Regions from separate parts of the Homo sapiens genome. Here region 1 is linked to region 2. The links are chromatin contacts, found by Hi-C or POLR2A ChIA-PET in ENCODE. All regions are on one chromosome and are shown on one strand. The core of a region is the stretch at or near the end of the contact, and the rest is flanking DNA. Distances in the headings are between cores, read along the strand shown. Region 1 overlaps CCDC73 (coiled-coil domain containing 73). Region 2 overlaps WT1 (WT1 transcription factor).

Region 1 (2,700 bases), core at 15-2,514, 290 kb before region 2:
AGCAATCAAGCTGAGAATCAAATTAAAAACTCAACCCCTTTTACAATAGCTGCAAAACAAACAACAACCAAAAAAACATAGGAATATACCTAACCAAGGAGATGGAAGACCTCTACAAGGAAAACTACAAAACACCACTGAAAGAAATCACAGATGACATAAACAAATGGAAACACATCCCATGCTCATGGATAACTAGAATCAATATTGTGAAAATGACCATATTGCCAAAAGCATCCACAAATTCAATGCAATTTCCATAAAAATACCAGCATTATTCTTCACAGAACTAGAAAAACTAATTTTAAAACTCATATGGAACCAAAAAAGAGCCTGCATAGCCAAAGCAAGACTAAGCAAAAAGAACAAATCTGGAGACATCACATTACCTGACTTCAAACTATTCTACAAGGCCATAGTCACCAAAACAGCATGATACTGGTATAAAAATAGGCACATAGATCAATGGAACAGAATAGAGAACCCAGAAATAAACCCAAATACTTACAGCCAACTGATCTCTGACAAAGCAAATGAAAACATAAAGTGAAGAAAGGACATCCTTTTCAACAAGTGGTGCTGGGATAATTGGCAAGCCACATGTAAAAGAATGAAGCTAGAACCTCATCTCTCACCTTAACAAAAATCAAATCAAGATGGATCAAAGGCTTAAATCTAAGACCTGAAGCCATACAAATTCTAGAATAACCATAAAAATTCTGGAAAAACCCTTCTAGACATTGGCTTAGGCAATGACTTCATGACAAGAACCCAAAGTTATTTTTAAGCCACAAAATTTAAGTTCCTGAGGGAGATGTTCCATTATTGAGCACGTAAGTTATATAGAGGTGGGGGTGATTTCAGAAATGTTTGGAACCTGTTGTCTGAAGCAGCCAGTGAAACCCAGAAAAATTCTTAATTGTCTCTTAGTAACCAGCCTTGGAAAGTATTGAATCGTTTATAATTCATCAGGAGTGATACATTTACCCCCTTGAGATTAATCATACCGTAAATAATGTGCTTTGTTCTGACAAACTTCTAAACTTTTTTTGGAATTTTCACGACCTTGCTAAAAGAGTAAGTTGATAAATGGAATCAGTCTTACAACTCTCCACATCTTTAGAACGTCGAAAAAACTTGTCCCCATATTATGCAAGTGTAGTGTTACAAGGAAATTTAATATCCTTGAGGTTCCTCAGTAAATCCCTGACGCATCACTATCCAGGTAAATTTTTGACTTTCCCAGGAAAAAACAAATAGGTGTTGACTATCTTGATCTAAAGGGACAGTATAGAAAGCACAACACGTATCTATAGTGGTTAAAAAAAAAAAAAAAGTAACTTCGAGTAGCACTGAAGATAACATAGTACTTGGGCTCAGTAATACAAAGAAGTGGGTAAAATGTTTATTTTATTTATGGTCTTAAGGTCTTGAACAAATCTTTATCCTCATTCACTGGGTTTTTTGACTGGGAAACAACAGTGTTTAAAGACTGACTCATTTTTACTGTGACTATTTTTATACCAGTCATACTTCATAAGGTATGACTCATCTTTTCTCTATTAGGCCTTTGGACTATTGGCTTTAGTTCTTCTTTAGCATCTGGTTTTAGAGGTATTTTGTAAACTTAGGTAGAGGTTTAGATGGGTGGATCTGAACCTTACTGCCAATATCAGTAAAACTTTTTTCCCACAAAGTGCTACTTCATGGAGATCTTCAATTTGGTTTGATCATACATAAAGTTACCAGTAAGTCAACATCTAAATTAGCTACGATCTGATTATGAACAGGAAAGTCATCAGGGATCTGAGGGAAAAGAAAAGGAAAATAAAAAACAGGAGAGAACTTAATTTTGCAATTCTGTTTACATAATAGATCCCTATCTTTTAATTTGATGGGCATGATGTTGTAAAGGAAAATAATATTTCTCATTTGGGGAACCGAGGTTGGCAGTTAACAGGCTGAAACAGGGAGAATATCTGTGGATTATTTGAGATACCCCTATCTGTGTAGCTCATTGGCTTCAAGAGAGAGGTTACTTTTAATATTTAGAGAAATTTCTCTTTGCAAGTTTGAGAATAAAATGAGAAGTTGAATACACGATTTCTCCCCATAGCAGTGTCATTGATTTGCCCACTGATTATTTTCCTTTATTTTCTTAGCTAGACCATGACAATTATTTTTCTAATGTACTTTCTGCGTATAAGTACTTATACGTGTCTTTACCAAGAGGCACTCTCCTCTAGTGCTTGATGACCGCAGTGGGAACATTTAGTTATTTTATTTGTGAAGCCATTAGTTTATTTTATTTGTGTTCTAAGCCTTTTTTTTGAAGATGTAGATTTGGAGATCTAGTAGTAGAGCTATTTCCCATTACAAATTTGTTACATATTAAATTCCCTGGTTCTGTATTTAAGGCTATTCACAAAAATTGAGGAAAGAGCTGGAAGTCAACAGCTTCAGAATCTACTCCTCAAGGAACCTATCCCTGAAGTCTCCAGTGGACTCATTCTTTCCTTCCTTCCTTGCAGGTGTGGTTAGAGTCACCTTTATTTTCACAGGAAGAACTTTGGGGATAGCCCCTGAAAGATTTAGTCAAACATCTACAGTTTTTCTAAATCTGCCTGGTTTCCTAAATGGTTTGAGACTTCCTAAGTCATTCTTGTGATGTTCTCACTTTGCCTTTTTCATTCTTTTTTT
Region 2 (2,700 bases), core at 198-2,697:
AGAAATCAGATGACAGCCCATGCCCAAGAAAATAAAATTGTAATTAATAATGCCTCTTTTCACTTGTGTACCTATGTACATTGTACACTGCCTTTTCCCTTAGTAGAAAATCAATATTTGTTTCCTGCAATGATAGGCAGAAGGTGGAAGGTCTGAAACGGCTTCCAGGGTGATGGGCAATGTTATCAAAGCCACAGGCTTGAATTAAACTCGTCTCCAGGGAGGAGGAAAAATCTAGTTCCAAATATTCCTGTAACTTTTGTGCTGACCAAGTGTTTATTAATAGAAATGGAATCCCCAGTGGGTTTTTCTTTGGTTAGCTGGTGAGCTTGAGAGAAATTACAATACCAAGAGAGTGACTGTGAAATAATTATTCATTATGGCCTGCTGGGCAGAAATTTCTAGGCAGGCAGGCTGCAAAGCACCTCAAAGGGAGGAGCACAGGAAAAGGGTGTGTGGAAGTCTGGCTGCACCCTCTGTTAAGTTATTAGGTAGAGGTACACCCACAGAGGCCTTTCTGTTGGTGTGGGACACAGCTATTACCGAAAAAGCTGGAAACATGAATTCTAATCACAGATGCCAGTTATGTCTACTTTGAGCCTTTTTATTTTTTATCCTCTGGGGGCAGCTCTTTACTTCTTCCAAGATGTTACCTGGCCAGCCAGCAGCTACGTGGCAGAGGTGACCCTGATCTCAGCCAGGTTAGATGGTTCTATTCCCTTGATGACACAAATTATTCTGCTGAATATAATAAACAGACTTAAAGATGAAAATGTGCTTGAATCACACATGCGTTTGAAGAGTGGAGGAGTTCTCATCTAGATAACAGCTGAGGCTTTTTTTCTTCCTTTCTTTTTGTGCAGAGGTCGAGAACTTAATAATACTGCAGTTCAGGCCAAAACAAACTCTATATGATCTACTACTGATTTCCTTTTAAGCTCCCCCTTTTTGCTAGGACTGACTTCCTTTTATTTTACTCCAACTTGCATTAATCCCAGTTATAGAAGTTTCTTTCCTCTTTCCTTTGCCTCCAACTTCAAACATTCTTACATAGGAAACAAGTGACTTTAAAAAAAATCTACTTAAAAAATATAAAGGACACCATGACTTTTGGAATACATTTTGGCAGCCTGCAATTTGAAAGTTCACTTCCGAACAGGCAGAGTTAGACGGTTGGAGCTGAAATGCCTACGTGACCACAGTGGTCGCTGTAAGCCAAACCACCTGCTTATCTGATCTCCTCTGGGAATGAGGTGGTGGCACCTACAGTGGTTATTGAGTAATTAGATGCTTCATTTGCCAGAGGCTCTATATTCCTTGAACGAAGCTGCCTCTTTCCATGGGCTTCCATGATGAGAGCTGGGTGTTGAGCGATTGCCCAAAGAGATCAGAGCCTGAGCATGCTTCGGCCCAGTATTTTTAGCTCCAGTTCACATTTTTGTCCCCTCCCCAGCAGCCGTTATTGTCATTGCTGTCATTGACTTCCATTTGAAAGGCCGTGCCAGCCAGGCCCACTGACTGAGCAGCTGAGGAGCCCCAGCCAGCAAAAGGCAGGATGTGGTTAAAACTGTGCTCTGATCCTATCTCTGGCCTCAGGAAACCTATTAGTAGCTTGGGGATTTTCTGAAAGTCCTTCTGTCCCATACATCCTCCCCACCTTCTCTCCTCTTCTGAGAGTTTGCAGGCTAAGCTATCAGGACAGCTAGAATGGCAAAGGGGGCTTCTATTGGGATCTTGGCACTCTGCCCTTAGTGAGCTGAAGAGGACACATGGGGCATCTTGCAGCATCGTCATTTTCTAGAGACTGAGTAGGTCATGATGCTCCCTTGAGCATATTCTCTTTCACCTCCAGACTCTTGTCTGTATTATTGTTATTATTATTATTATATAAATGGTAATGAGAGGATGAGGCTCAGGATGCCTTCATAGGGGCAGGGCAGAGTGAGGGTGGGGGCTCAGGCATGCCAGCACTGGGCATCTCTCTGTGCCTCAACCCTCATCTAATAAATGGGGACTCAGAATTACATCTGCCTCACAAAGTTGTGAGCAGTATTGAGAATGTGTGAAAGTGCTGTGCAAAATTTGGTAGGTTAGAACAAATTAAAGTAATTAAAGTATATTATCTGTATCATCTTCAAAGGGCCATTGAGGGCATTACCTTTTATGGGCCTCACAACATTTCTGTACAGTTAGACTGATGGAGATTAATATTCCCATTGAACAGATGAGAAAACTGAGGGGCAGGGAGCTGAACTGATTTGCTCAATGTCCCAAAACTTATAGAACATCACTGTCCAATAGAAACATAACACAAGCCATACATGTAATTTGAAATTTGCTAGTAACCACATTCAAAAAATAAGAAGCTGTGGAATTAATTTTTCAAATAGCATATTTGACTCAATATAGCAAAAAATCTTATCATTTTAATGTGTGGCATGAGTCACATGTGGCCAGTGTATACCATATTAGACAGTACAGTACACACTAGAAAAAGTCATATACGTAAGACATAGACCTTGTATTTGAGAAGATTTGCCTTCTGAGGGCCAAGAAAATGCCATTAAAAATATTGGCCAGGCACGGTGGCTCATGCCTGTAATCTCAGCACTTTGGGAGGCTGAGGCGGGTGGATCACCTGAGGTTAGGAGTTTGAGACCAGCCTGACCAACATGGTGAAACCCCATGTCTACTAAAAAT

Evidence for each region. A loop is a pair of places that touch in the nucleus more often than their neighbours do. ChIA-PET counts read pairs that join two places held with the same protein, here RNA polymerase II (POLR2A).
Region 1: a loop to region 2 is called in a map with no recorded cell type, with 2.1 times the contacts of the local background. The contact joins two enhancer-like sites. A Hi-C loop is called at or near these places in 1 of 37 single-sample maps with no recorded cell type. POLR2A ChIA-PET finds 5 or more read pairs at or near these places in 1 of 52 experiments (OCI-LY7).

What each region holds. Positions count from the first base shown.
Region 1 is chr11:32,706,020-32,708,719 of GRCh38, reverse strand. All of the region lies in intron 3 of CCDC73 (coiled-coil domain containing 73), which reads left to right. Among named protein-coding and RNA genes, the nearest start is that of CCDC73, 87 kb to the left of the region's middle. Within about 2 kb of position 1,264, at least 3 of the 41 ENCODE cell types and tissues checked have a DNase peak (open chromatin) inside an H3K27ac peak, as active enhancers do.
Region 2 is chr11:32,419,868-32,422,567 of GRCh38, reverse strand. All of the region lies in intron 3 of WT1 (WT1 transcription factor), which reads left to right. Among named protein-coding and RNA genes, the nearest start is that of WT1-AS, 14 kb to the left of the region's middle. RefSeq lists a silencer at 1,475-1,524. Within about 2 kb of position 1,447, at least 2 of the 41 ENCODE cell types and tissues checked have a DNase peak (open chromatin) inside an H3K27ac peak, as active enhancers do.